4 separate regions of the Homo sapiens genome follow, and all the other regions are linked to region 1. The links are chromatin loops, found by intact Hi-C in ENCODE. Cell type or tissue: HCT116. All regions are shown on one strand.

Region 1 (5,000 bases):
TTCAGGTCTCTGACCCTGATTCTGTATTGAGGCAGGAAGGGGTTTCACAGAGTGATCTCAGAAGTCCCTTCGCGGCCAGGCATGGTGGCTCACACCTGTAATCCCAGCACTTTGGGAGGCTGAGGAGGGTGGATCACGAGGTCAGGAGTTTAAGATAAGCCTGGGCAAGATGGTGAAACCCCGTCTCTACTAAAAATATAAAAATTAGCCAGACGTGGCCTGGGCGACAGAACGAGGCACGATCTAAAAAAAAAAAAAAAAAATTAGCCAGGCATGGTGGTGGGCATCTGTAATCCCAGCTATTCTGGGGGGCAGAGGTTGCAGTGGGTCGAGATTGCACATTGCACTCCAGCCTGGGCGACAAGAGCTAAACTCCATCTCAGGGGGGAAAAAAAAGAAGTCTCTTCAGGCTCTGACGCTCTGAAATTCTGTATGAATCAGTGAAGGAGTCTGTTGGCTTTTTCTTGATCCCCCTCAACCCTGTACTCCCCACAATAATCATCTGAAAGACTCTGAAACCAAGTTAGTAGCCCAGAGAAATCTGCAGTGTCTCAGGAATATTACAGTCACTAAACGGAACTAATGTTATTTGCAGAACAGGGATGGGGTGAGAGCCAACTCATTCGGGATTGGGATTCCTGAACCCCTGGCCCCCAACTGTAACTAGGTTCCTGGATGTGCAAAGGGCCAGGGGTCTCTGTTCTGCCTTCAAGGTCAAAACCAGGACTTCTGATTCTTGGGAACCTTGGAGGCCTCTTTGTTCAATCATTAGCCCTTAGGGCTACCTCATGGCAGGGAAGCCCATGCTAAAGGCAAACACTCACTGAGGCGCAGAGGGGAAACTGAGCCAAAATCACGCCCAAAACTTAAGACTCCAGTGACTGTCCTTGGATCCTATCCTGGCCTCCTGTTCCCCCATAACAGCCCTGGTGTGTCTATCAGAGGTGAGCTGGACGGCTGGGGTGCAGCGGTCATCGGGGTGATGGGACCAGGTTGGAGGCCTGAGGCCAGCCCAGGGTGGCTACATGGCAGGTGGACACAGTTTCTAGTGAGCAGGAATCTGGCACCCTCTGCTGACCCCGCGGCAGGAGACAGCTGGTCAACCAGGCTAGGCTGCAGCCACCAGGAGGGGGAGGGGTGGGGTCCAGGACCAAGAGGCAGCTTCCAGTCAAAAGAGCAACTTCCCTTTCGGAATAGATCATTTTTACTGGTTTTGCAATAAGCTTATGAGACAGGAACAATAGCAATAAACAAACCGAACAAGAAATCGAAAAGATGGACCCCGAAAGCTGTTACTGAGCCCTTCTCACCTTCTCTTAACGAGTCTCTAATTTATAACAAACTCATCAACCCAGCACCTCCAGGGTTCCCTGGTTCCAGGTTGGGAACCCCTGGCCTCTGCCTTGTGTGTGACTTGTCATCTCCAGGGTCCTAAGACCTGGCTCCAGAGGTGGCAGGAGGCTCTGGCTAGTAGGAGGAACTGGCCCAGGGTTGTCCAGGGACTTCCATCATGGCTTCCTCTGGGAGGATCTGCAAAGTGTGGTCCTCCCCTGCCATGCACCCCCCACCCCTGCCCAGTAGGTCTCTCCAGAATCAATGGGGCTGGCTCTGGATGGCCCACTTCCCCAAAACTTCTGCTCCAACCCTCTGCCCAGCCCCAGGCTGCTGATGCAGGCATGGAAATCATGTTCCTTTCAGACTACCAGATTAGGGCTTGGCATGGGAAGCTGAGATAGCTGGGGGCTTCCAAGCCCCCAAATTCCATACTCCTCGGATAGGACTGAGGTCACTGCTGTGGGCTGAGGTTTTTCTCTCCTTAAGATGAGAAGATCCATTAGGGCAGAGCCATGTCTCTCCCCTTCCCCTCTTCCCCTAAAGCTAAGGCTGTCTGTGAGGAGGGCCAAATGCCTCCCATCAGACTGGGCTTCCAGGAGGCCAGGGCTGAGTCTCTTCCTTCACCTGGAGATCCCTGGGGAAAGGCTGTGTCGCCTCCCTAGACTGCAGTCCCCTGGGCCTGGGCCATGTTTCCTTACCTTAGACTGAGGCTGTGGGAATGTGGGACTACATTTCTACCACAGGCTGCAGCTCCCTTAAGCATCCATTTTTTTTCCAGTCCCTTTTGTCACCCAGTAACCCTGAAGCTTTTCCCAAGGTAGCCCCCTGTATTCTACCTGTCCGCGCTGGAGGAACAAGTCAGCCCCTGTGCCTTTCCTGGCAGCTGGGCATAGGACAGGGCATCAGGGATGGGAAGCAGTGTTCTGCCAACGACTTTCTGGGTTGGGCAGGGCTATGCTTCTCTGCAGGGGACTGAGTGTCTCCTTGTGAAGCCTGCAATCATTGGAGATGGCCACAAGATGTCAGCTCGAGGCTGTGGAAATGGCTCCAGTCCTGGGACTGAGCTCAAAAGGAAGGAAATCAGACAGCAGCCTGAAAGGCCCCCTCTGTCCCCCACTCAAACTCACAACAATGCTCCATCTCTCTACTTTGTCCCCAGTTCTTTGCTCCCAGAAGAGTGGGTTCTGAGGCTCCTTGACTTCCAGCTCTGGGAAGGATGGGAGCTGCTGCCCCTATTGCAGGCACCCTTGCTGGGAAGAGCCCTGTGTGCCTGTGTTCCCCTGTGTGTCCTTGTGGGTGTGGCTTCAGGCCACCACAGCCAGTGTGAGTGCTCAGGGCTGCCTGCGTTTGTGTGCAACTCTTGGCAGGAATTTGTGTCTGCCACAATAGACAGAGAAATTCAGACCTGAAAGGGCCCTTCGAAATCTCCCAGTTCAACCTGTTGTTTTATAGATGAGGAAACAGAGGCCCAGAGAGAGAGAGGAAATGGCTTGTCCAAGGCCACACAGCAAGTCCATGTTGAGCTGTTCCTGGAACCCAGGACTCCCACTTTGCAGCATGTGTGTGCACCCATCTGGGAGTCTGGTTGACCAGGACTGTGTGCCTGGTGTACTTTTGTGTTAGTGATTTACATCCAATGGGTCCTGGAAAGTTCCCTGACTGACCATCAGCCTGCAAGTTTCCAAACAGAATCACAAGGAAATGGGAAGAAGGAAGGCATGGAAAGGAAGGAGGGAGAGACAGAGAAGTACATATGCATGTAGATGCACATCTCTTTTTGCTTCACGGGGACGGGGTGTAATGTCAATGGTTGGATGTGTCTGTATCTCCCTAGGTAAGTGTGCCTGTGTCAGATACCTTGATTCATTCTGGTGTTGAGGTTTGAGTTTGTGTACATGCATGTGTACACGTGTGTACAGGGACCCATTTGTGGGACTGCAGGGAGTCGAGGTGTCTTTGGGGAGGCGTTGGTGCTTTTGGCTGGGTACAGTGTGAGCGATGGTGTGTGCCGCGGTTGGCGTGCCTGTCAGTGACTCTGGAGCGAGCATCGGTCAGTGGCCACGTGAGTGACTAAGGGTGTCAGTGAGCATAAAGAAGAGGCTGCTCCCTCTCCTCATCTCTTTGTCCCCAATCAGACTGTCTTCCCATGGCCCCTAAGGTTTCAGTGTCCCTGCCCCAGTAGCAGTGAAGAAATCCTTTATCGGTTGAGGCACCAGCCCCCGTGTCGGGATTTCAAGGTTCCTGTCGGTTCCATCCATCTTCCGGGGCCTCCTGGTATTAGCATTGATCTACAGGGGAAATGGAGAGCGCGGCTGGGTTATTACGCACCCACCCGCCTTCCCTGGGCCGTGATTGAGTGCACACAGAGAATTTTTGAAACATGGCCACCCTAACTTATTCTGTCTTCCTGCCAATAGCGTGGCATGGGTCCAAATTACGGGTCGATACCAGCTGATCTTTTTATGTTAAACTGTGATGAAGTTGCTTCTGTGGGGAGATGGTATTAGGCCCTGGGTCCTCTTTTATTGGAGAACTTTTGGGATGGAAAAGGGAGGGATGGAAGAGTGGGCAAGGGGAGTGGTCAGTCGGGCATCATGGAGGGCAGGTAGTGTGTGCATGGGCCAGGAGCATGTGCATGCCCGCAGGGGAGTCAGAGCTCGCTGCACTGGCCCTGGGATTCCCGGTTCTTGCCTGATTTCTCCCCCTTGTGACCCTTGCCACACTGGGGACCCTCAGGGACCCCCATCAGACTTTCCATCGCTCGGCCAGCCTGCCCCTGGTGAGGCCCCTCCCTACTTCCCTCTAAGGATAGAATTCTGTTTTCCTCTAGCCGCTTCCACCCTTCTCCCCCACCCCCACTCTACACACCTGCACCATCAAACGGGTTTGTCTTTAACCTCCAAACAGGGAACTTTAATTAAAGAGACAGTGACCCCTTTTATGAGTTTGGTCGAGTTGGGTTTCAGGGCCCTTGTCACTAGTGGCTCACATAACCCTAACAAAAGCTTGAAGGCCCCAAGAGGAGCCGGTCTCCCTCGTAGACATTGTGGTGGGGGCACGGGTGGGATGGGGGTGGGGGCATGGAGAAGGGGGAGGCATCCTTGGGTCAGGATCCCCAGTGACTGCATTGGTGAGGTTGAAGGTTGGGGGAGGGGACAGGTGAGGGGTATAGGGAGGGAGCACTGACACTGTGCAGTACCTTTGGAGCGCAACCTCCCTGCATAGGACAGCCGTCTGGACCCCAGCAGTGTAGCGGCTTCTCTCTGCTTGAAATGGTTAAGTTTCCAAGAGGGACTCCTGCGAATGTCCAGGGCTTGAATCCCATTTGCCTATGGACTTGTATTATAAAACTTGAAGTCATCTCCAAGAGGAATAGACTGGATAGAACTCCAAGAAGAGCTGAATTTTTTTACCCACATACTTAAAGGAAAAGTGGTTTTATGATAAAACATAATTGCTAATAACTATAATAACACCATTCAACATCTGGCATGAAACACAAATTCTGTCCTGAACCTGAAGGTGCAAACACCGCACAGCATACACACTGCCAAGAAGGGAGCTGGCCCTCCACATGGAAGAGCTAAATTCAGGCCTCACTGGGCCCCCTGCTGTCCACATTCCCCACCCCCAGCTCCCTTAAGGACCCCAAGTGTAGACGTCTA
Region 2 (5,000 bases), 540 kb after region 1:
CTCACTTCTCACTTAGTATAACTTGTATCTTCATCAAACTGCACATTTGTCAACAGAATATAAAATAAAACTCCGAAAAACCCCTGCACTCTTGCTGATTTCTAAACATGCTTCATTTTCCCAAGTTTTTCTTCCCCTGAACTCTGCCTGTCAAAATATTACCCGGGATCCAGCAATTCCACTCCTAGATATAAACCCAACAGAAATGAAAACATATGCCCACACAAATGTATACATGAATATTCACTGGAGTATTATTCATAATGGTCAAAAAGTGGAAACAACCTAAATGTCTGTCAACTGACTAATGAACAGATAAGATGAGCACTTTGGGAAGTGGAGGTGGGGGGATCATGGCAACATAGTGAGACCTTGTCTCAACAATAAAAATACAGCCTGAGCAACATAGCAAGACCTCCTCTATACCAAAAATCATTTTTTAAAACTTAGCTGGGCCTGGTGGCACAAGCCTGTAGTCCCAGCTACTCAGGATGCTGAGGCCAGCGGATTGCTTGAGCCCAGGAGGGGAGGCTGCAGTGAGCTATTATTACGCCACTGTACTCCAGCCTGGGCAACAGAGTGATACCCTGTTTCAAGAAAAAAAATATCAGCCAGGCATGGTGACACGTGTTTGTAGTCCCAGCTACTTGGGAGGCTGAGGCAGGAGGATCACTTGAGCCCAGGAAGTCAAGGCTGCTCAGCTGTCACCATGCCACTGCCCTCCAGCCTGGGTAACAAAGTGAGACCCTATCTCAAAACAACAACAACAAAAAAGAAAGAAAATGAATACATAAAATGAAAATTAAAAAAAAAAATTAGCCAGGTATGGCTGTGTGTGCCTGTAGTCCTAGCTACTCTGGAGGCTGAGGTAGTAGGATCACTTGAGCCCAGGAGTTTGAGGTTACAGTGAGCTATGATTGTGCCACTGCACTCCAGCCTGGGTGACAGAGTGAGAACCTGTCTCTAATAATATGATATGGGATACCCACACAGTGGAATACCATTTGAGAATAAAAAAGAATGAAGTACTGCTAAGTACTGTAACATAATGAGCCTTAAAAATAGAATGCTAAGTGAAAGCAGCCAGTCACAAAGTCTCACATGTTGTTTGCTTCCATTTATATGAAATGTCCAGAATTGGCAAATTTATAGAGACAGAAAGTAGATTGGTGGTTGCCCAGGGCTTGGAAGGAGGATGGAGGATGTTGGGGGGTGATGGCTAAGGAATGCAGGGTTTATTTTTGGAGTAATAAAACTGTTCTAAAATGGATTGTGATGGATGCACAACCTGTGAATATACTAAAAGCCATTAAATTGTATGATTTAAATGGATGAATTCTATGGTATATAAATTATATCTCAATAAGAAAAGTATAAAAAAAAAAAAAAACTAAAGACTGGGCATGGTGGCTCACGCTTGTAATGCTAGCACTTTTGGGAGGCCGAGGCGGGTAGATCGCCTGCGGTCAGGAGTTCCAGATCAGCCTGGGCAACATGGTGAAACCCCGTCTCTACTAAAAATACAAAAAATTAGCCCAGGGTGGTGGCGGGCACCTATAATCCTAGCTGCTTGGGAGGCTGAGGCAGGCTGAGGCAGGACAATCGCTTGAACCTGGGGGGTGGGGGTGGAGTCTTGCTCTGTTGCCCAAGCTGGAGTGCAGTGGCACGATCTCAGCTCACTGCAACCTCCACCTCTGGGGTTCAAGCAATTCTCCTACCTCAAGCTCCCAAGGAGCTGGGATTACAGGCGTGCACCACCACACCCGGCTAATTTTTGTATTTTTAGTAGAGATGAGATTTTGCCATGTTGGCCAGGCTGGTCTCAAACTCCTGACCTCAAGTGATCCACCTGCCTTGTCCTCCGAAAGTGCTGTGATTACAGGCGTCAGCCACTGTATCTTTATAACTCTAGATGATTGAGCTATAGGCTCCAGAGGAAAGGTACACTCCAGACCAGCTCCAGAGAACGAGAGAAGACTTCCCGGAGGAGACGGTGCTAAATCCGAAGGGACCATTAAGGGTGAGTGTGGAGAAGGGCAGTTGGCAAGTTCAGAGACCTAGAGGAGGAAAAGACTGACCTGATATACTATGAACGAGGACCCTTGAATATGGCTCCTCCTGGGCCCCAGGCTGGATAGATGGTGTAGCACGTCTTTCCCCGGTAGAGAAGAGGCCAGTGCACTAGCCCCACACCTCCCTCTGTTGGCAGACATCTGTCTCTCCACACTATCCACAGAGCCATGATCTTCCTCTCACTCCAGCCCTTTCTGTGTGTGCTCACACACGGGAATGTCTGCACACACAGGTATGCATACTGGCGGACGGGCCTCCACCAACTTATTGTTACCTATCCCTGGGGCCCTGGGGTACGTCCTCAGATCAGATAGTGCGTGTGACTGGAAGCAGTTTATGTCTCAGGGCAGAATGTGTGAGATGGGTACTGACAGTCCCAGCAGATGAGGCCTGGGGACAAATGTCTTAGGACCAGGACCAGGGCCAGAGATTTCTGCAGTGGTCTGACCTTACAAAGATGCCTTTTCCCAGGCCACAGACTACTCCCTCCCTCCTCTGGAGGCCCATAGGGGATCTTTCCCCAGCCTGGAAGGCTACCCCATTCTGAGCAAGCCATCTAGGATGAACACATGGAGAGGAAAAGCAAACACAGGCCTAGGGCCTCCAACAACAAATAAACAAGCTGAAGGGAAAGTCTCTCTTGCCCTGACTCAGCTTCTGAGCCAAAGTAAAGAGAGAAGAGCAGCTTGCCCCCGCGTTTTTTCTTTCTTTCTTTCTTTTTTTTCTTTTTGAGACGGAGTCTTGCTCTGTTGTCAGGTTGGAGTGCAGTGGTACAGTCTTGGCTCACTGCAACTTCTGCCTCCCAGAATCAAGCAATTCTCCTGCCTCAGCCTCCCAAGTAGCTGGGATTACAGGTGCATGCCACCCCTCCTGGCTAACTTTTGTATTTTTAGTAGAGATGGGGTTTCACCATACTGGCCAGGCCAGTCTCGAACTCCTGACCTCGTGATCTACCCGCCTCAGCCCCCCAAAGTGTTGGGATTACAGGCATGAGCCACCGTGCCCGGCTCCTGTGTTGCCTTCCTGGTCGTAGAGAGGTAAATCCCCATTTGCTTCCTGCAGTTGCTAAGAGTGCTCCCAGGAAGGTCACACTCTCTTCCAGAGTTCTGAACCCATGCCTCTCTCCCTGCTGTAGGTGAAAGGAACAGGCAGGCCCTGGCCATTCCTGGCCCTTCACCCCTTTTGCTTCTCTCCTCCCAACTGCCCCTCCCAAGCTGCTGCTTCCCCTACAAGGGAACTGTTTCCTGAGTCCTTCTAGCCTCGTGCCCCAGCCAGCCATCTCTCTCCTGGCCTTCCCTTTGCCTGACAGTAACCTCTCCCACAGCTGATGTCACCCTGGCTTTGCACTGACACAGCAGCTGAGCTGGGCACAGCAGGGCTGCGAGGTCCAGAGGGCAGCTGGCTATGTCTGAGGCCAAGCTTCCCTCAGTGCTCGCCCAGGGCTTTTCCTCAGCCAAGAGCCTGCTTCTCTCCCATTCTGTGCCTCTAAGCCAACGTAGCCACATGGGGATAGAGTGTTGACTGAGCCTCCCCTGTGCCCAGCGGAAAGTCAATTCTCTGCTGTGTGGGGGAGAATGGAGCCAAAGTTCTGCTCCCACCCCTGGGGAGCTCACAGATTTCTAAGAGAAACAGGACAAAGCACAATAGCAAACTGGGCAGGCTAGCATCTGATGAAGGCAGAGTGTAAACATACTATATTAAACAGGGTCGGAGTTCAGGGAAGAGAGAGGGGCGCCCTTCCTAAGAGGTGCCCCTAGAATCGGGTAGGGGAAGAGAATGGGCTGGTGACAGAGTCATTTAGTGTTTTTTTAAAATTTATTTTTATTTATTTAAGCATCTATTTATGTGCACTGTGCTAGGTGCTTTGATAATCTACTAATATTTACCCACATATTTACCTGTATTTTGCAAGGCTCAGAAAAGTTGTACCAGCCTGGGAGCACTGAGGTGGGGGATGTGATGGGGATTTGTCTGTACCTAACATCTGCTAGGTGCGTACTAGGTACTTCATATGTTTTGTCTAGTAACTCATTCTTTCCAGCCACAGAACAAACATGCTGAGCAGAAAGTCAGAAGGACACTTGCTGGGCGCTGCTTCTCCCCTGCCCTGCCACCACTCACCACTTCCCCCGTGATCACATTCCCTGCTGCATAAACCCTAGTACCTAGGAGGCCTGGCCTCTGGGCAAGTTACATTCTGGAAGGCTCCCCAGGTCGGCTAAAAGCTTGATCTTTCTACTCCAGCCCCCAACTCCACCTTTCTTCCCCATCTCTCCCTACCCAAGAGAGAAAGGGAAAATCCCATGCTAGCCCTCAGCTTTACCTTCAGCATCTAAGGTGTAAATTAATGTAATCAAGGTGAATTTCCATGCTGTTATTCTGCTCCTCCCACACCCGGGGTTGGCTGGATTCCCTTTTAAAGGCCAGAGTTATTCCCTTCTCATGTCCTAAGGGACTCTGGATTTGCAATGTCATCTGGCCCAGATACGTTCTTGCAGAATATTTGGTGTCCCCATGTCCTCCTTTCAGGCAGCAGCCCAGAAAGCCAACTACCTTTATCCCATCCTTCCTAAGCCTGCAGTTGAGGACCAGCCAGGGAGATGGAGGAGCGAAGCCTGGAGCCCCAGGCACTGCAGGCCCCTCAGCCCTACCTCAGTTCCTGCAGCCTCAACAGCACTGAGAACCCCAAAGGGGGCTGTGGACCCTGTTGTTCCCAAGAACACGCCAAGAACCCATCATTCTTTCCCTCTAACATTCACTTTACCAAACCTCTGCTTTCCCCAGCCAAGTGTCAATGTCTTTTTTCTGATCCCCAAGAGCTGCTTGGCTCTCTGAGCCACCTGGCAAAGCTATGGCTGCCTATCGCATAGTTCAGGGAGGTCTATGAGGCTCAGCTGAGTCTGGGACCTCACCACCAACTCTGGCAC
Region 3 (5,000 bases), 140 kb before region 1:
CAGAAGAGGGGGGTGGATGTCGGATCAACAAAACAACCAGAGGATGAGGAGCTGGACCCTGCTTTGCCCTGGGGTGGGATGTTCTGGGGTCTCAAGGTGATTGTACCATGGGAGAGACAATCCCTTCCAATTACGGCTGCCTGGCCCCTCTCCGTCAGTGCATCTCTCTTCCCACAGTTCCCAAGTCCCTGCCCTCTGCTGGTTCTCCTCCCACCTCTCTGGCCACTCCTCTATCTCCTTCCAAGGCTCCTCTTTTTCCCTCTGTCCCCTGAAGGTAGGTACTTCTCCAAGCTCTGTCCCTGAGGTTCTTCCCTCCATACATTTGCTTCCAAGTGAATTTGCATAAGCAGTGCTCAGACTGCACCCTGTTTTGATCCAAAACCGTCCTGACTCCCCATTGCCTATGAAGGAAGTCCATAGCCTGAGCATTGCCTTCAAGCCCCTCAGGGCCAGGCCTCTTGCCTCCCTATCCCACCTACTTCCAGTCTGAATTCTCCATTCCAGCTTGTCCTGAGCCCTCCTGAACCCCATTTTCAGACTGGGGGCCAAGGCCTGCAGCTGAGCCTCTTTCTTCTTCATAGCAGGGGGCGTGGGCCCGGTACAGAAGTTTGTCACCTGGAGACTGAGACGTGGTAATTCATGCATCCCTTTACCAAGGCCTAGTTTACAGTAGAGCGGCAGATGAGGGTGCATACTGGGGGCCAGCTGAGTGGCTCTGGACTAAATTCAGTCAGGGTCAAGCATGGGGGATCAGGCAGCTAGAATGGTATGTATTGGGGGCAGCTAAAAGAATTGGACTAAGCTGACTAGGAAAGATAGGGTGGCAGACAGATATTGGGATGCATTTTAGGAGCTTGTGTTGGGACTCCCAAAGATATATTTGGGGGTGATGAGGGAGCCTGTGCTGGGCCTCCACTGGGCAACAGACTACTATGACAGTGCATGTTCAGGGGGCCCTGGGGGCACTGGGCTAAGACCCCATTAAGAAACAGACTGGTATAGGGGTCCATGTTGGGGCTGAGGGCTGGGGTTTGTGCTGCATTGGTGGGCAGGTTGCTGTGGGCTACCATGGTGGGGAGCATATAGGCTAGGCTAGGATTCTGCCCCAGGTACCTGGGCTCTCAGCTGGCCAATTCTGGGGCCCAGCCCTGCTGAGGGAAGCCCCTCTCCCCTCCCCTGATGGTTCCTGCCCTGCAGACCAGGAGAGGGGCCGGGCCCTGCTGTCTGCCAGGTCTGGGAGTCCCTCCAGCCAGCTGCCTAATGTGGATGAGCAGGTTCAGGCCTGGGAGAGCCGGCGGCCCCTCATTCAGGACCTGGCCCAGAGGCTGCTGACTGATGACGAGGTGCTGGCTGTCACCCGCCACTGCTCCCGGGTAAGCCTTCATCCCATCCGCAGCCCTGGCACACGGTCCTTCAGTCACCCAGCCCATCATTCATTCAGGCCACTGTCCACTGACCAGTGTCTGGGCTTGACACCAGGAGGCTAGTGGTCAGTAAAATCAGAAGTCACTCCTGTCACACACACACACACACACACACACACATCTGCCAGCTCACAGGAAGAAGAGCTAGAAAATCACTAGAACCTAAACGCCCATGGTGATGAGTCACATGAAGAGCTGAAGAAAAAGAACATGAGACGGTAACCCAGGAGACACACATTAGATGGTGTGGGCTGGGAGGCCCTCCTAGAGGAGGTGATATTTAAGCTGAGAAGAGAAGGAGCGGACAGGTGCCACGTGGGGAAAGTGAGTCCCTGCAGTCGCCTGCCTCTGCCCTCTGCAAGCCTCCATCCTTCACTGCATGCCACCCTCTGCTCCTAGGTCAGCCAGTAAGCCTGGCTTCATGCCAGGTCCTCTCCCCTGTTGCCCAAGTAAGTAATCCTTTGCCTCCCCCAACACCTAAACTGTCGTTCTCTGTTCTCTTCCACTTCAAAAAGAACCAGAGCGCCCCAGGGTGGAGAGAGAGTCAGATTTGAAGGAGTCTCTGGGGCCCACCTGTTGGGGAGGCTGTGGGGCACAGGTCACTCACTCCAGGACTGGCAGGTCCTCTCCTGTCCCTGTCTCAGGAAGGCCTGTGTGTGTACACTGGGCTCTTTGTGAGGAGTCTGCACACTGTGTGTGAGGGCGAGCTGGGGGGTCTTGAAAAATTGTTTGTGGATTCCCTCACCCTTCATCTTACTCAAAGTGGGGCTGTGTTGTATGTCTGTGTGGTGTGTGCACTGGCGTGTCTGTGGGGTACCTGGTTTGTACTGATATGACTGCATGATTGTGTGTGTGTGTGTGCATGTGAGCAAGCACGTGTCTGGCTAGCGTGTGTGTGTGTGTGTGTGTGTGTCCATGCATTGTCACCTGGAGACTGAGACATGGTCATTTATGCATCCTGTTATCAAGGCCCGGTTTGCAGCAGAGCTGCAGATAGGGGTGTGTGCTGGGGGAAGCTAAGGGGCTTTGGGCTAAACTCAGAAAGTGTCACCCTTAGCTCCCAGCGCTAAGTAGGGCAGCGTGTACCAGCCTCCAGTGGGCCGGCAATGCAGGCTTTGGCCACGAGGTGGGGCTCTGGGTCTGTCTCTTTGGAGGCTCCTTTTCCCTCATCCCTCCCTTCTCCTCTGCCCAAACCTCCCACTTGTGCCCCCATACCACCTGCCGAGCTCAACCACCACCCAAACCTGACCCAAGCCCCCCACACCAAGAGATCAGACCCTCTGCGATGGAGCCCTGGCTGGAGTGATGAGTAAAGTTCTCCTAGTGACTGGGGCATGTAGCCCTGAACTCCAGGCTTCCCTTCTCTCCCCATGTGAGCCATCTCTCTACAGCTGCCAGACCAGGAATCAGAAACCCCTGTCTGGTTGGCCAGGCACGGTGGCTCACGCCTGTAATCCCAGCACTTTGGGTGGCCGAGGTGAGCGGATCACCTGTAGTCAGGAGTTCGAGACCAGCCTGTCCAACATGGTGAAACCCCATCTCTACTAAAAATACAAAAAAAAAAAAAAATAGCTGGGCATGGTGGTGGGCGCCTGTAATCCCAGCTACTCGGTAGGCTGAGGCAGGAGAATCGCTTGAACCCTGGAGGTGGAGGTTGCAGTGAGCCAAGATCGTGCCATTGCACTCCAACCTGAGAACAAGAGCGAAAATCCATCTCAAAAAAAAAAAAAAAAGAAAGAAAAGAAACCCCTGTCTGATCGCTGTACACTCCCCAGGCCACCTGGTGACCCATTGTCTTTGGCAGAGGTGACCCATTGTCTTTGGCTCTCACATTCGAGGTCCTCCCAGATTCAACTCCCTAACCCACCAACCTCCACTTTCCCACGGCCGCCGCATAGGTTTATACAGGTTACAACCTGCACAACCTCAGAGACGCTACTCATATAGTCACAGCCTGTGCAGCAGCCCTGCAGGGAGGCTCTTCATGGACCCCATGGCCACGTTTAAACCACTATCTACTCGTTTTTCCACACCACCTTTGCAACACTTTCTTCCCAACTTTTGTGCTGTTCCCTACGTCTATCTTCTAAGAGTCAGTCAAAATACCACCACCTCCATGAAGCCCACTGGGATCTTCCCACCTTCCTCTGAGACTCCCTGTGCCCCATTGCCCATGGTTTGTAGTTCACCAGGGTATGTGACTCATCTTCCCCTCGCTCCCACTAGACCCAGTTCCTGAAGATCTGAGACAGGATCATTGTGCCCCTGCTGGCCAGTACAGGGCCTGGCACTTAGTAGGTACCGAATCCAAGTCCATGGACTTAAAGCGTGTGCACATATGAGGCTGGTTCTGCACCACATGTGTCTCTCCAGACAAAAGGGAATGTATTATTGATATGTGTATGTGTGAGTCGCTGTAACTGTGTGTGGTTTGGGGCCACACACATCATTTGTATTGTATTTATTTCCAGATATTTATGAATGACTCACTCTGACCACCAAGGCATGCTCTGTCTCTGTGCCTGTGCCCATAGAAAGTGTTCTATGCGTGCGTGTCCCTGACTCAGTCTCCCTCTTGCCACGAGGGGGCGATGTGCTGTCCAAATGGGATGGCTCCCAGTGTTCAGGTCTTCAGAGTCAGTGGGGTGTGGCTGGTGGCATCCGGGCAGTGCCAGGCAGAAGGGGCTCCACCCCGCCCCCCTCCAAGGGAACTGATTGGAGAGGCCCTTCCCCAAGGCTCCTATTCTAGCCCCGAACAAAGCCTAATTTGTAGGTCTGTGTGCAGACATATGCTGGGACAGCCAGGCACACAGCCTAGAGTTTGGCTCAAATTCCTTCCTTCTGCCTGGGATGTGGGGGTGGGGAGGAGAGTCCACTCCCTGCACATCCTTTTCCGGCACCAGAGCAGGCAAGAGTTAGACTTCCCGGGTTCCAGTCCCTCTTCACACTTCCTTATCTGTGTGGCTTTGAGTGAAGTCCTTCTCTCTGAGCCTGTTTCCGCATCTGTAAAACGGGAATAATTAATGCCATTTCTCAGGGTGGTTGCTGAGAGACAGTATGTAAAAGGCTTAGAAAAGTGTCTGTCCCAAAGCTGTTATCGATGCTGTTGCCATTTATTGCAGGTCTGTTATTACTGCAGGCTTCCACCCTGTCACCAAGATCAGACCACCCTGTGGCAGCTGGGGGTGGAGTGAACCTTTCCCAAGGCACGCAGGGCTGGATAGGTCCCTACATGCGTAGAAGAAACACCTGCATGCCCTGGTGTCCCCCTCACTCAGCTCTGGAAGCCCCCACTGCTGTCTGACCTGTGCTGCCTCTATCTGCAGTATGTGCACGAGGGAGGCATAGAGGACCTGGTGAGGCCCCTGCTGGCCATCCTCGACAGGCCGGAGAAGCTGCTACTGCTGCAGGACATCAGGTGGGAGGAGGTTGCAGAGAGGGCTTGGGGGCAGGAAGGGGATCCCTGGTACCACCCCCAACCTCCCGAGGGCTGAAGGGCATCCTGGCACCTCCGGAACTGAAATCCTGCCTGCCCCTCCCACCCCTGCTGTCTCTCGCCCTCTCCCAGGAGTGTGG
Region 4 (5,000 bases), 150 kb after region 1:
CGGCAGCGGAGCCGAGGCAGGAGAGTGGAATGTCTTCGTGATATGTTTATCCCCTAATCAGTTCATTAGTTATAAACAACATGACATTAGAAGTTAGGAGGCAGTTGATATTAATTTTTATTTAACTAGTTGATGTTTAATCCGTCACGCCAGGCTGGGTAGCGGCGAGAAAGATCTTCCTGACACAAAACCAGTTAGAACTTCATAAGGCACAATCAGTGTCCGCGCCTTGAAACAAACAAGAGAGACAGAGACAGAGAGACAGGGAGAGACAGAGAGACAGAGAGACAGTGGCAGCCCTGCCAGAGATGGAGTCGGAGACAGAGACAGAGTGGAGGGCTGGGAGAGAGCTAACCCAGGGCAAGAGCTGGGGGAAAATAAACTAGAAAGGCAGAGAGCTCAGACAGCTGGCAAGGGGCTGACAGCCCTGAACCTGGGCTCCAAGCCCAGGACAGCCCCGACTTAATAGGGACCAGGAGACCAACGCCCTGGGAAAGTCCGGCCAGGGCAGTGGTGGGGTGGTCGACCAGGGCCCTGCCAAGCCTGGCCGCTGCAACTACTAGCGCCTTCCGACAAGGAAAGTGTTTAGTGTCCATCGGTCTGGTGGGTGGCAAGGGTCTAATGTCACAGCGAGGCGAGGCCCTGACTTTCGGAAACTCCTCTCCCAGGTCTGGAGGCCAAGAACTTCTTCCCTCCCTGCTCCAGGAGGAGCCGGCCCAGGCAAGAGAGGAAAGGAGAAAAGGGCGTGAACTTTGCACCCAGCGGTTCAAGTTTCACAAAGTTTGTTGCGGTCACAGACAGAGAGGGGTGTGTGTGTGTGCACGTGTAAGCTCGCCAGTGGCAAAGAGGGAGGAAGTAAGAGACGGCGTGGGGATTCTGCAGGCGGGGGAGGGCATTTCCCCGGGTTTGACTAAGCCTTCAGGCGCGTCCCTGCATGCGGGCTCCTCGGGTGGCGGCCCTGGCTGCAAGTCTAAGGTCCCCTTGGCTTGCCCGGATTAATCTCCCCCTCTCAACCCCGCCCCCGAGCAGGAGCACTCGGCTTTTTCCACCTTCACTCCGGGCACCGGCGGGCACTGGCTTGGTCACGGCTTCCTGAGCAGGCACGGGAGCGGGGGCGGGCTGTAGTTTTCCGCCGTCGCGAAGGACACTGTTTGAGGCGACAGAGGCATCTTCGCCCGCGCGTAGACTCAAGCCGAGCATCTCACTGTTTGCGTGCTAATCTGAGTCCACTGCGAAAAGGAAATCGCTGAAATTCCGAAGAAAATTGCCTCTCGCCGGTGGTTAATAGTTAACTCAGACGGGAAAGTTCCCAGGGAAAGGCGAAAGCCAGGGCGAGAGGTGCAGGGGAGGCGCCCCGGGAGGGCCTCGGCCAGCCCCGGTCTCTCCCCTCCCAGGCCGCGCTCGGCCCCGCGCGCCTCCCCTTCCCGGGCGACGCATCCCCCACCCCGTAATTAGCATCGTTTAGTTCACAAAACCTTTCCTGGGAGAAATCTGTTCTCTCGTTCCGGGGCTCGGTTCAGCACCTGATTCCGCCGGGTGAAGCGAATAAATCACTGCGGCGGCGGGGGAGCCGGACCCAAGCCCGCCAGACGGTGGCCGCCGGGAGAACGAAAAAGTGAGAAAGAGGCAGCGGAGCCAGGAAAAATGATGCAGGGAGACGGCGCAATCCTAGCCCAGGAAGAGTGAGGGGCCCGGGAAAGGGAAACCCAGAGGCAGAGAAGGGGCCAAAATGGAAGAGGGAGATACAGAAAGAGACAGAAGAGAACAAGAAGGAGAGTGACAAGGAAAAGCGAACGAAAAGAAAGGGAAAATGAGGAAGGGAAATAAGTTAAAGAAACAAGAGCGAAGAGGGAGATTAAGAAGGAAGGGACAGGCGAATAAAGAAAATAAAAGAAAACCAGAAGAGCAAACGCTTTTGTTTATCTACAAAACCCCCTTGCAGGGCGCGCTTTCCCGACCGCGACCCGCGGCGGGAAGGGGGCCAGGGCTCTCGCGCTGAGGCCGCAGGCCCAGGAGGCCAGGGCGGGGCGCTCAGCCTGTGCGCTTGGGGCGCTAGGCGGGGTCCCGCGCGGACCTGGATTCCAAGTTGAACTTCAGGGCGCGGGGCGCGCCGGAGCATCTGCCCCTGGAAAGAGTGGTGTCTGGGTGTGGGGTGTCGTCCTGGGTCCATGGCGGGGAAGGGGACGGGTAGATAAAAGGTTCACGGCTCGTTCTTGGGCACGCATTGGGCGCCTGGGACTTTCAGCCCTGGCGCGAAGGGAGGTGGGGAGGCGGGGTGGCGGGAACCCGTGGTGGGCAGGCTGTGGCCGCTAAGCACAGACCCCCAACGTCCCCGCAGCTCGGACTTCTCATTCTTCAGCCGGCCCTGGGAAAACTCCCTTCTTGCGGATCTAGTGTCCAGGCTGGCGCGCCGGGCCACAGATGCAAGGAAAAAGTAACGCAGCCAGAACCGCGACCCAGCGCCAGCGGAGGGCGCATTTCCTGAGCCGCCTTCCCACTGCGACTCAGAGACGCGGCTCAGATTCTGCCCGTTCCCAGGGTCTTCTCCAGCACCGGTGTCCCCAGGCCAGAGGGTAGAGAGGAAGAAAGAAGAGGAGAAAGAAGCGGGGGCAGGGGTGGGGTGGGGAGGAAAAGGGACGGGAGAAGGGTGGGGGAGGAGAGGGGGCGGTGCAGAAGAGAAGCAGATTGCAATGAAAAGTGGAAATGCAGACCGGATGGAAAGGAGGGCTTAAGGATGCTAGGAAGCTTCCCCCTTCGGTTTGACTAGGTATCTACGTAGACAGAGATGGGAGCGCCCGGTTCCCCGGCCTCACCATTTTGAGCCCCTGTGCTTTGGCGCCCCCATGATGTCGGGCTGAAGACTGAGACCGCAACAGGGCCGCTGCAGGCTCCGGTATGAGTGAGACCGAGATCACAGAGTGGAAGACTTCCCTGCCCACTAGGCGGCCCTGGGATGACAAACGCCCTGAAATTTTCCAGCCTTTTGAGACTTCTGGGTCGACCTGGTCCAACCCACTCTGCTCCTCCTCTCTCCTCCTGTCCCCTCCTCTGGCATTGGCTGGTGGGTCAGCTGCAGAGCTGGACTAGACGAGTGGAAAAACAAACAAAACAAAACAGAAAAACCTCCAGGAAGGAGACTGGCAGCTCAATCAGTTCCTACTTCTGCACGGAGACAGAATGCAACTGATGCCTAGACCAGAATTCTTTGGAAGTAGGAAGGCAGAGACTGAGCTGGGCTGACTCAAAGAATCAGGGCACCAGTCAGTCAGTAAACCTGGACTGGGACAATGGGGCTAGAGAGGTAAATCACACACTGGCCTTGTTTTCAAGGAAGACATTACCTGGTTGCAAAGAGAAAGAGAGAGAGCTATCAACCAATAAATTCCAGGAAAGTGTCAAGATAAAGGTGACTGGGATACAGAGAAAGGTAATTGGGAGTGTCAGGGAACACTTCATAAAGGGAATGGGGTTTTGCAAGATCAGTAGATGTCCACTAAATGCAGGAGCTAAGCAGGTGAAATATTCCTAGGCAGAAGGAGCATCAAGATAAAGGCATGGGGAGGGGGCAACAGCCTACCTAGCTGGGGAAGCAAAAAGGATTCTGTGAAGCCAATATATGGGTCAAGTAAGGGAAATAAGGCTGGGAGGTTGGCAAGGCCTAGAGCAAGGAGAACTTTTGCTAAGGATTTGCTTTTCTCCTTTAGGTCATGGATGCAATTGAGAGATTTTTTGTTTGTTTGCTTGCTTTGTTTTGTTTTTGTTTTTGAGACAGGGTCTCACTTTGTCACCCAGGCCAAGTGCAGTGGCACTATCACAGCTCCTCGCATCCCCAACCTTCCAGGCTCAAGCAACCCTCCCACCTCAGCCTCCCGGGTAGTTAGAACTACAGGTACATGCCACCACACCTGGCTAATTTTTTAATGTTTTGTAGAGATGAGGTCTTGCTATGTTGCCCAGGCTGGCTTTGAACTCCTGAAGGCAAGCAATTCTCTCACCTTGGCCTCCCAAAGCAGAGATTACAGGAGTGACCCACTATGCCTTGCCTGGGAGATTTTTTCAACAGAGGAATGAAAAGATCTGATTTGGAGGGGACTCTATGGACAATGAGCTGTAGGTAGAGAGAGCATCAGAGACTGAGTGAGTGGTCTGCAAAAGAAGATGTGAGGCCTCAAAAAAGTCTAAGGGATACAGAAGCATTAGATGAGAGAGGCAGAAACAAGATGGTCACAGATTTTGTGTGTGTGTATGTGTGTTGCAGGGTGAGATGCTAAATTAAGGTCAACCTAGGTTTCTGGGTGAATTTCATCTCAATTCTGATTCCTCCCCTGTACCCTCCAACTCTCTTCCCTTGCAAATCCTCACCTGTAGTGGTTGTGAAGTGGAAACCCACATGTCCTGTCTCACTTGACAAATGGGTTTTTCTCCCAACCTCATGCACCCTTTACCGGGCAGTCTCATAGAACAATGCACACTATAGAAGATGATAACTTCTCACTAATCCCAAGACATCTGAGAAAGCAGCACCCAAGGGTAGAAGATGGAGTCAGCAGTCTGGAGGTGGACTCCACCTTTCTCAGATCTGAAATGTACCAGCTATGTGACCTTGGGCAAATCCCTTGAACTCACTCTGCCTAAGTGTTCACGTCTGTAAAATGGGGACAAGAATTTCTGCTTTATAGAATTGTTGGCCGGGCGTGGTGGCTCACGCCTGTAATCCCAGCACTTTGGGAGGCCGAGGCGGGCGAATCACGAGGTCAGGAGATCGAGACCATCCCGGCTAAAACGGTGAAACCCCGTCTCTACTAAAAATACAAAAAATTAGCCGGGCGTAGTGGCGGGCGCCTGTAGTCCCAGCTACTTGGGAGGCTGAGGCAGGAGAATGGCATGAACCCGGGAGGCGGAGCTTGCAGTGAGCCGAGATCCCGCCACTGCACTCCAGCCAAAAAAAAAAAAAAAAAATTGTTGGTCAGGTTAAGTAAGTTTTTATATTCCTGGCACAT

The links. A loop is a pair of places that touch in the nucleus more often than their neighbours do. Peaks named below come from ENCODE experiments on the same cell type or tissue, not always from the same donor. Only the 100,000 strongest peaks of a DNase experiment are listed, where the experiment ranks them.
Region 2: a loop joins it to region 1, with 8 times the contacts of the local background. A loop is called at or near these places in 17 of 110 quality-filtered maps.
Region 3: a loop joins it to region 1, with 4 times the contacts of the local background. A loop is called at or near these places in 6 of 110 quality-filtered maps.
Region 4: it touches region 1 in a loop (2.9-fold over the local background); 4 of 110 quality-filtered maps call a loop at or near these places.

What each region holds. Positions count from the first base shown.
Region 1 is chr10:100,876,002-100,881,001 of GRCh38, reverse strand. No RefSeq gene overlaps it. Among named protein-coding and RNA genes, the nearest start is that of SLF2, 34 kb to the left of the region's middle. In HCT116, CTCF peaks have their summits at 899, 1,104 and 2,343 (motif pointing right); a DNase peak (open chromatin) is centred at 2,361.
Region 2 is chr10:100,339,745-100,344,744 of GRCh38, reverse strand. No RefSeq gene overlaps it. Among named protein-coding and RNA genes, the nearest start is that of SCD, 5.0 kb to the left of the region's middle. RefSeq lists an enhancer at 2,019-2,313. In HCT116, a CTCF peak has its summit at 2,205 (motif pointing left); a DNase peak (open chromatin) is centred at 2,194; H3K27ac peaks cover 758 bases.
Region 3 is chr10:101,012,009-101,017,008 of GRCh38, reverse strand. It overlaps PDZD7 (PDZ domain containing 7), which reads left to right. Exons shown (of 17, transcript NM_001195263.2): 10 at 582-632; 11 at 1,198-1,373; 12 at 4,751-4,842; 13 at 4,993-5,000. Among named protein-coding and RNA genes, the nearest start is that of LZTS2, 15 kb to the right of the region's middle. RefSeq lists enhancers at 2,718-2,767, 3,736-3,865. In HCT116, CTCF peaks have their summits at 2,541 (motif pointing right), 3,628 and 3,896; DNase peaks (open chromatin) are centred at 2,560, 3,698 and 3,978; H3K4me3 peaks cover 511 bases; H3K27ac peaks cover 1,779 bases.
Region 4 is chr10:100,727,118-100,732,117 of GRCh38, reverse strand. No RefSeq gene overlaps it. Among named protein-coding and RNA genes, the nearest start is that of PAX2, 16 kb to the left of the region's middle. In HCT116, CTCF peaks have their summits at 2,501 (motif pointing right) and 2,834; DNase peaks (open chromatin) are centred at 2,467 and 2,897; H3K4me3 peaks cover 2,997 bases; H3K27ac peaks cover 1,808 bases.